2 separate regions of the Homo sapiens genome follow, and region 1 is linked to region 2. A link is an interaction called in ENCODE POLR2A ChIA-PET data of the cell type or tissue named here. Cell type or tissue: OCI-LY7. All regions are shown on one strand. Links, peaks and the distances in the headings refer to the core of each region. The heading gives the core; the rest is flanking DNA. Region 1 has its middle 27 kb from the start of TUBA1A. Region 2 has its middle 30 kb from the start of TMBIM6.

Region 1 (4,395 bases), core at 250-4,249, 610 kb before region 2:
ATGGTCTCCATCTCCTGACCTCGTGATCCGCCCACCTCAGCCTCCCAAAGTGTTAGGATTACAGGCGTGAGCCACCGTGCCCAGCCCTAATTTTTGTATTTTTAATAGAGACAGGGCTTCACCATATTGGCCGGGCTGGTCTTGAACTCCTGACCTCAAATGATCCACCCTCCTTGGCCTCCCAAAGTGCTGGGATTATAGGCATGAGCCACTGGGCCCGGTCCAGACCTTGGATTTCATATGCTGGTCTACTTCTAGTATTTTGTGCCCCTTTCCCTTCATTCTTGCCTTAGGGTGAGCTGCCCACATGCACAGTGGCCTACTAACGCCTGGCAGGTGAGCATGCGCAGTGTGTTTACTGGAGTTGTAAACATATTCACCTGAGGTTTTCTTCCCTTTTCTGGTGGAATGCCCTGGAAGGTCATATGCCTCCATTTTGCCTCTTAATGTGCATGCTCGAGCCCACTCGCCCAGTTCCTTAGATCTTACGGAAGCTGCTGATTACCAATTTCAGGTGTTTATCTGTTGGGAAACTGCCTCTCCCTGGTACTGGCTGTGACCAATTATTTTAGATAGGTAGTGTGACAACTGCCTGACCATTGGTCACCTGACATTCCTGGTGGGTGCAGGGAGCCCTCTCCTGCCCTGCTCTTGCCTGTCTAACTACCTACTGTAACAGTACTAAGGAGATTGCCCCCTTGGGAACTCCGTGTAGCTCCTGGCTTTTGTGATTGCAATAGCATCAGTAAAAGCCTGACACTGTGGAAAGACACAAACATGCAAGGACCTGCTTATCTCTAACCTTGCACCACTCACTGAGGCAGGAGAATAGGGACTAGAGGCAGGGAACCTAAGGACTTCCTAGAACTAAATCAAATGAAAATGAAAACACTTCAGCTATGACAAAAAATATCCTCCTCATTTACATAGGGCGTACACCAAGTAACCAGTGGGAACCTCTAGAGGGGATGTAAACCCCAGAAAATTCTTTTTTCTTCCTTTCTTTCTTTTTTTTTTTTTTTTTTTGAGACAGAGTCTCACTCTGACACCCAGGCTGGAGTGCAATGGTGCGATCTCAGTTCACTGCACCCTCCGCCTCCTGGGTTCAAGAGATTCTCCTGCCTCAGCCTCCTGAGTAGCCGGGGTTACAGGCACCCACCACGGGCCATGCCTGGCTAATTTTTGTATTTTTTAGTAGAGACAGGGTTTCTCTGTGTTGGTGAGGCTGGCCTTGAATTCCCAACCTCAGGTGATCTGCCCACCTTGGCCTCCCAAAGTGCTGGGATTACAGGCATGAGCCACCACACCCTAAACCCAGGAAAATTCTGTAACTGAGCCCTTGAGCCCCTATGTTTGGCCTGCTCCCACCCTGTGGAGTGTACTTTCATTTTCAACAAATCTCTGCTTTTGTTGCTTCATTCTTTCCTTACTTTGTACATTTTGTCCAAATCTTTGTTTAAGACACCAGGGACCTGGACACCCTCCACTGGTAACATCATGACATGTATGCAAAAATTGTCCGCAAAATTTACATATAAACGATTAGAATTTAAGAATTCCCAAAACCCCCTTTAGACAGGGTTTCACCACGTTGGCAAGGCTGGTCTTGAACTCCTGACCTCAGGTGATCCGTCCACCTTGGCTTCCCAAAGTGCTGGGATTACAGGTGTGAGCCACCATACCTGGCAGGGAACTTCATTATTTAAAGGAGAAAGAGCAAGCAGGAGGGGGAAAACGGGAGGTAGGGTAGGTAGTGAGGCGAATTGTTACATTCTTGTGAGGCTCTGATTAGCCTCAGTAAATTGACATTTTACATGTGAAAAGGGGAAGTAGAGGAAATGAGGCTATGGTACAGGATTGTGAAATTACAGCTATCTGGTAACAAAAGGAATGCAGTAATTCAGCTCTCAAGCTTAATGTCCCTTTGGCATAGTGAGTTTGGGGTCCCAAGATTCTATTTTCTTTCACACTAACACCAACAACAATAACAACAAAAGAACAAGACATCTGCAAGAAAATAGTATCTTTATTGAGAGATATTATGAAGATATTATGATTAATGTACTGAGAGATATATCACGTATTATTTGGAGGTATCAGATTACAAAGATGCTAATTCTACTTAAATTGCCCTATAAATTAAGTGCACTGGGAAGGTGGAGTAGACATACTTCCTAAATTCCTCCCACTAAATACAACTAAAAACCCTGGACATTATATATAAAACAAACATAAGAAGACTGAAAGAAAAGCCGGGCGTGATGGTTCATGCCTGTAATCCCAGCACTTTGAAAGGCTGAGGCAGGTGGATCTCTTGAGGTCAGTAGTTAAAGACTAGCCTGGCCAATATGGTGAAACCCCATCTCTACTAAAAATACAAAATTAGCCATACATGGTGGCGTGTGCCTGTAATTCCAGCTACTCAGGAGGCTGAGGCAGAATTGCTTGAACCCAGGAGGTGGAGGTTGCAGTGAGCCAAGATCGCACCACTACACTCCAGCCTGGGCAAAAGAGTGAGACTCTGTCTCAAAAAGAAAAAAAAAAAAAGACTGAAAGATGGAGAGAAGGCAGCAGACAAGCTAGGGATCTTGGGGGTCCAAGGAACAACATAGTGATGAGTTTCCTGGGTTTTCTTCCTACCTTACATCTCGAAGCCTTGGAACTGAAGAAGCTGACAATCCAAAAATGCCGAAGGGTGAGACAAAAAACGAAAACCTTCTCTCACTAGCCAAAGAACCAGGAAAGGGAAAATCTAGCAAGACAGCAAACTTTATATAACAACTCCTGTACTCCAGCCAAGTGCTACAGAAAGAACTGTGACCCTACCCCTACCTGTATCACCAAGACTGAGTGGGGAGCCTAGACTTCCACCCTTGCTAGGCTGTAACAAGGTGCTCCAAAGGATAGTCTTTTCTACAAATGGTGCTGGGACAACTGGATATTCACATGCAAAGGAATGTAGTTGGACTCTGCTGTGTGAATAGTGTCACCCTATCCAACATTCAGTGTCCACTTACAACCTCAGAATGTGGCCCTCTTTAGAAATAGAATCTTTGCAAATGTAGTTAGTTAAGATGGGGAATTACTGGATTAGAGTGGGCCCTAAATCTAATGACTGTCCTTATAAGAAGGCCATGTGAAGACACAGAAACATAGTGAGAATGCCCGGTAGCAACACAGGCAGAAATTGTAGTGGTGTCTACAAGGTAAGTAAGGAATGCCAAGGATTGTCAGCACCAGCAGAAGCTAGAAGAGAGGCATGGGACAGATTCTCCCTCAGAGCCTCTGGTAGGAACCAAACTTGCCAACGCCTTGATTTCAAACTTCTAGCCTACAGAACTATGAGGCAATACATTTCTTTTGTTTTAAGCCACTCAGTTTGTGGTTTAAAAGCAGCTCTGAGAAATTAATACAGACTCCTACCTCACACCATACACAAAAATTAAAATGGATCAAAGACCTAAATATAAGAGCTAAAACTATAAAACTCAGAAGAAGAAAACAGAGATAAATCTTTATTACTTTTGATTAGGTAATGCTTTCTTAGATATGACACCAAAAGCACAAGCAACAAAAGAAAAAAAATGGTAAGTCAGACTTTTTTTTTTGAGACGGCGTTTAGCTCTTGTTGCCCAGGCTGGAGTGCAGTGTTGCGATCTTGGCTCACTGCAACCTTCACCTCCTGCGTTCAAGCAGTTCTCCTGCCTCAGCCTCCCCAGTAGCTGAGATTACAGGTGTGCCACCGTGCCCAGCTAATTTTTTTTTTTTTTTCTTGAAACGCAGTCTCGCTTTTTCGCCCAGGCTGGAGTGCAATGATGTGATCGCGGCTCACTGCAACCTCTGCCTCCCGGGTTCAAGTAATTCTCCTGCCTCAGCCTCCTGAGTAGCTGGGATTACAGGTGGCCACCACCATGCCACAAGGCCCAGCCTAACTTTTTATTTATTTTACTGTTCTTTTTCTTACCTCTTAAATGAGTATTAGTTCTTTTTTATGTATATTTTTTCCTATTCATTGTCAATATTCAATATAAACTTAATTCTTTAATGTCTAGCCTTTCCATATTCCTTTTTTTTTTTTTTTTTTTGAGTTGGAGTTTCGCTCTGTTGCCCAGGCTGGAGCGCAGTGGCGTGATCTCAGTTCACTGCAAGCTCCGCCTCCCGGGTTCACGCCATTCTCCTGCCTCAGCCTCCCAAGTAGCTGGGACTACAGGTGCCCGCCACCACGCCTTGCTAATTTTGTTTTTGTATTTTCAGTACAGATGGAGTTTCACCTTGTTAGCCAAGATGGTCTCGATCTCCTGACCTTATGATCCCCCTGCCACAGCCTCCCAAAGTGCTGGGATTACAGGCGTGAGCCACCACGCCCAGCCAGCCTTTCCGTATTCTACTTTTTTA
Region 2 (4,395 bases), core at 108-4,107:
CATCGCTGCACTCCAGCCTGGGGAGAAAAAATTGAATCTGAATCATATTAAGTTCTGTGTGAGGTAATAATACATACGTCAGTTCACTAGATTTAATCATGCCACAATGTGTATACACTTCAAAAGATGTTGGACACATATATGGTTTTATCTGTCAATTAATAATAAAAAGAAAACTTTAAGTTCAAACTATTGGTTTCTTTTTTCAAAAAATATGGCAAAGAACAAATCCAAAAAGAGAGGGAAGGAAACCTAGACATTAAGAGACTTATAAGCCATATCAACAAAATGCAATCAATGATGTGATCTTGTTTGAATCCTGATTCAAATAAATCAAGTATAGCCGGGCGCAGTGGCTCACGCCTGTAATCCAGGCACTTTGGGTGACCGAGGCTGGTGGATCACTTGAGGTCAGGAGTTCAAGATCAGCCTGACCAACATGGTGAAACTCTGTCTCTACTAAAAATACAAAAATTAGCTGGGTATGGTGGTGGGCACCTGTAATCCCAGCTACTCAGGAGGCGGAGGCAGGAGAATCGCTTGAACCTGGGAGGCGGAGGTTGTAGTGAGCTGAGATTGCACCACTGCACTCCAGCCTGGGCGACAAAGTGAGACTTCGTCTCAAACAAAAACAAAAATAAACAAAAAAACCAAGTGTAAAAGGAAAAGAAAAAGGGAGAGAATTGGAGCAATTTGAACCCCGATTCACATTCTCCAAGATGGCCCCCAAGGATCCTCACCTTGGTGTGCCCTGGTAGAGTTCTCCACATTGAGGCAGGCTGGCACGCATGACCAAAATATCACTGCAGAAGCGTGTGTGGCTTCTGAGGCCAGGTCTTCAGAGGAATTGCAGCTTCCTCCTTGTCTCCTTGGATCACTTGCTCTGAGTGAAACTAAGTACAGGTTCTGAGGCCATTCAAGCCGCCCTGTGTGGAAAGCCTTGAAGTGAAGACTGGAGCCCCCTGCCCACAGCCAGCACCGACTTGCCAGCCAGTGGGAAGGAGCCACCATGAAAGCAGATCCTCCAGTTTCAAACTTTCAGGTGACTACAGTCTCATGAGACACTGAGCCAGAACTGCCTCACCAATCTACCAATCTGTTTCTGAATGCCTGGCCCACAGAAACTGTGAGCAATAATACATTTATTGCTGTTTTAAACCACTGTGTTACACAGCAATAGATAACAGCTCAAACACTGACTACATGATAAAGAAATATTATTAATGCATAACGCTAATAATGTTATGATTGCATTCTTCAAAAGTTATCTTTTAAAGATGCATACTGGCCAGGCGCGGTGGCTCACGCCTGTAATCCCAGCACTTTGGGAGGCCGAGGTGGGCGGATCACCTGAGGTCAGGAGTTCAAGACCAGCCTGGACAACATGGTGAAACCCGGTCTATACTAAAAATACAAAAATGAGCCAGGTGTGGTGGTGGGCGCCTATAGTCCCAGCTACTCGGGAGGCTGAGGCAAGAGAATCGCTTGAACCTGGGAGTGGAGGTTGCAGTGAGCCGAGATCTCACCACTGCACTCCAGACTGGGTGACAGAGCGAGACTCCATCTCAAAAATAAATAAATAAATAAAAATTAAAGATGCATACTGAAATAAGTATGGATTAATTACTATGATGTCTGAGATTTGCATCAAAATACTCAGTTGGGCTTGTGGAGTGCCTGGAGTGAGGGTTCTGGATCCCACCCGTGAGATTTAGGATTGTTAAAATGAGTCTTCAGAAGCAAATCCCTAGTGACTTCTTATAGCAAATCATCGGATGACCAATTGTGGTAAAATTAAATTATAGAGTGGATTATTGAGGGGTCCTGGCTTGCCTGGATGGCTACATGAATATAGCCTTGGGGTAGACAGAAGAATATATACAACCAAAGAATAAGTATGGGAAGCTGGGTACAGTGGCTCATGCCTGTAATCCCAGCACTTTGGGAGGCTGAGTTGGGCAGGAATTTGAGACCAGCCTGGCCAACATGGTGAAACCCCTTCTGTACTGAAAAAAAAAAAAAAAAAAAAAAAAGGCCAGGAGCGGTGGCTCACGCCTGTAATCCCAGCACTTTGGGAGGCAGAGGCGGGCAGATCATGAGGTCAGGAGATCAAGACCATCCTGGCTAACATGGTGAAACCCCGTCTCTACTAAAAAATACAAAAAAAATTAGCCAGGCGTGATGGCAGGCGCCTGTAGTCCCAGCTACTAGGGAGGCTGAGGCAGGAGAATGGCGTGAACCCAGGAGGTGGAGCTTGCAGTGAGCCAAGATCGTGCCACTGCACCCCCAGTCTGGGCGGCAGAGTGAGACTCCATCTCAAAAAAAAAAGTACAAAAATTGGCCAGGCGCAGTGGTGCACACCTGTAGTCCCAGCTACTCAGGAGACTGAGGCAGGAGAATTGTTTGAACCCGGGAGGTGGAGGCTGCAGTGAGCTGAGATCACACACTGCACTCCATCCTGGGTGATAGAGTAAGACTGTCTCAAAAAAAAAAAAAAAAAAAAAAGAATGAGTATGGGCTACATTTATCCAAGAAAAGTACATCAGTACACAGAACAGAAGGGTGTGAAGGCACCAAGAGGGCCATACTTTTCATAGTTGGATATCTTTTTATTATTTTTTTCTAATTCTTGCTTCTTTGTGATATACTTTGTCCTGTTTTTTATAATAGTTTATTTTTCACTGACATTTAAGATAAATGTATACAATTAATTATGAAGTGTTCTTTTACATTTAAGTTTCAGTCATTTTCTTTTACCACTTTGTCAGTGTACAAAATGCTAAAAGAATTTTTGAAAAAGAAAAAAAATAGTTGAATGGTGGCAGGGAGTGAAGAAAGTAGAGGGTATAGATAATATGAATGGTTATGAGTTTATATCGGTTGTGGCTAGGCAATGGACATTGATTGTACGATTCTCTCTCCTTTTGTGTTTGAAATGTTCTATCATGGAAAACTAAAGAAACAAAAAAGGCATAATGGTCCAGGCAAGAGAAAAGATGATGTGAAGTAGAGCAGTAGTCATAAGGACAGGAGACAATGGACTAAAATATTCTGGAGGTAAAATCTCCAGGCCTTAGTGATTAATGAGACATGGGGAGGTGAGAAAGACAGGAGATCAAGGATGATTCTCAGGGGGTCAGGATGGTCCTACCAGCTACCTGCCAACTGTGCAAGCTTGGGAGAGTTACTCAGCCTTTCTGTGTCTCATTTTCCCATGTGTAAAATGGAAGTAATAATAGTACTTCCTGTATAGAACTATTGTGAGAATTAAATTAATAAAATACAGTCATGTGCCATATGATGTTTTGGCCAATGACACGCTGCTTATATGATGGTGGTCCTATACTCACACCTGTAATCCCAGCACTTTGGGAGGCCGAGGCAGGCAGATCACGAGCTCAGGAGTTCAAGACCAGCCTGACCAACATAGTGAAACCCCGTCTCTACTAATAATACAAAAATTAGCTGGGCATGGTGGTGCATGCCTGTAATCCCAGCTACCTGGGAGGCTGAGACAGGAGAATTGCTAGAACCCGCGAGGCGGAGGTTGCAGTGAGGTGAGCCAAGATCACGCCACAGCACTCCAGCCTGGGCAACAGGGCAAGACTCCATCTAAAAAAAAAAAAAAAAAGATTATCATACTATATTTTTACTGTACCTTTTCTATGTTTAAATTCACAAATGCTCATCATGGTGTTACTATAATTGCCTATAGTATTCAGTACAGTAAGATGCTGTACAGGTTTGTAGCCTAGGAACAACAGGCGATACCATAGAGCTTAGGTGAATAGTAGGCTACGCCATCTAGGTCTGTGTAAGTATATTTTACCATATTCACACAATGACAAGATCCCTGTCTTACTGTATGTAAACAACTTAGAAGTGTGTTCAGCCCATAATAAAACTTCTAAATGTTAGTTCTTCCACTAGGGAGGCCCAGGTCTGTGGGTGGGATGGTAGTTTTGGCTCTGACATGCTGAGATTGCAGTGGTGTGGGACACCCTTGCAGATGCCAGGGGACATTGGGATATGAATCTAAAGCTAAGGGAAGAAGTTAGGAATAGACGTATGGATGACTTGGCACTTTTTTCTTTTCTTTTCTTTTCTTTTTTTTTTTGAGACAGAGTCTCACTGCAACCGCCGCCTCCTGGGTTCAAGCAATTCTCCTGCCTCAGCCTCCTGAGTAGTTGAGATTACAGGTACCCGCCACCACGCCCGGCTAATTTTTTTTTTTTTTTTTTTTTTTTTTTAGTAGAGACGGGGTTTCACCATGTTGGCCAGGCTGGTCTCAAACTCCTGACCTCAGATGATCCACCCACCTTGACCTCCCAAAGTGCTGAAATTATAGGCATGACCCACCGAGCCCAGCCTGACTTGGCACATTTTTTTTTTCTT

The links. ChIA-PET counts read pairs that join two places held together with the same protein. Peaks named below come from ENCODE experiments on the same cell type or tissue, not always from the same donor. Only the 100,000 strongest peaks of a DNase experiment are listed, where the experiment ranks them.
Region 1: POLR2A ChIA-PET joins it to region 2 with 8 read pairs; 2 of 35 experiments call an interaction of 5 or more read pairs at or near these places.

The regions. Positions count from the first base shown.
Region 1 is chr12:49,159,797-49,164,191 of GRCh38, forward strand. No RefSeq gene overlaps it. Among named protein-coding and RNA genes, the nearest start is that of TUBA1A, 27 kb to the right of the region's middle. In OCI-LY7, for the core only: no CTCF peak of the experiment used is centred there; a DNase peak (open chromatin) is centred at 1,825; H3K4me3 peaks cover 1,122 bases; H3K27ac peaks cover 385 bases.
Region 2 is chr12:49,769,235-49,773,629 of GRCh38, forward strand. It overlaps the pseudogene LSM6P2. Among named protein-coding and RNA genes, the nearest start is that of TMBIM6, 30 kb to the left of the region's middle. In OCI-LY7, for the core only: no CTCF peak of the experiment used is centred there; no DNase peak of the experiment used is centred there.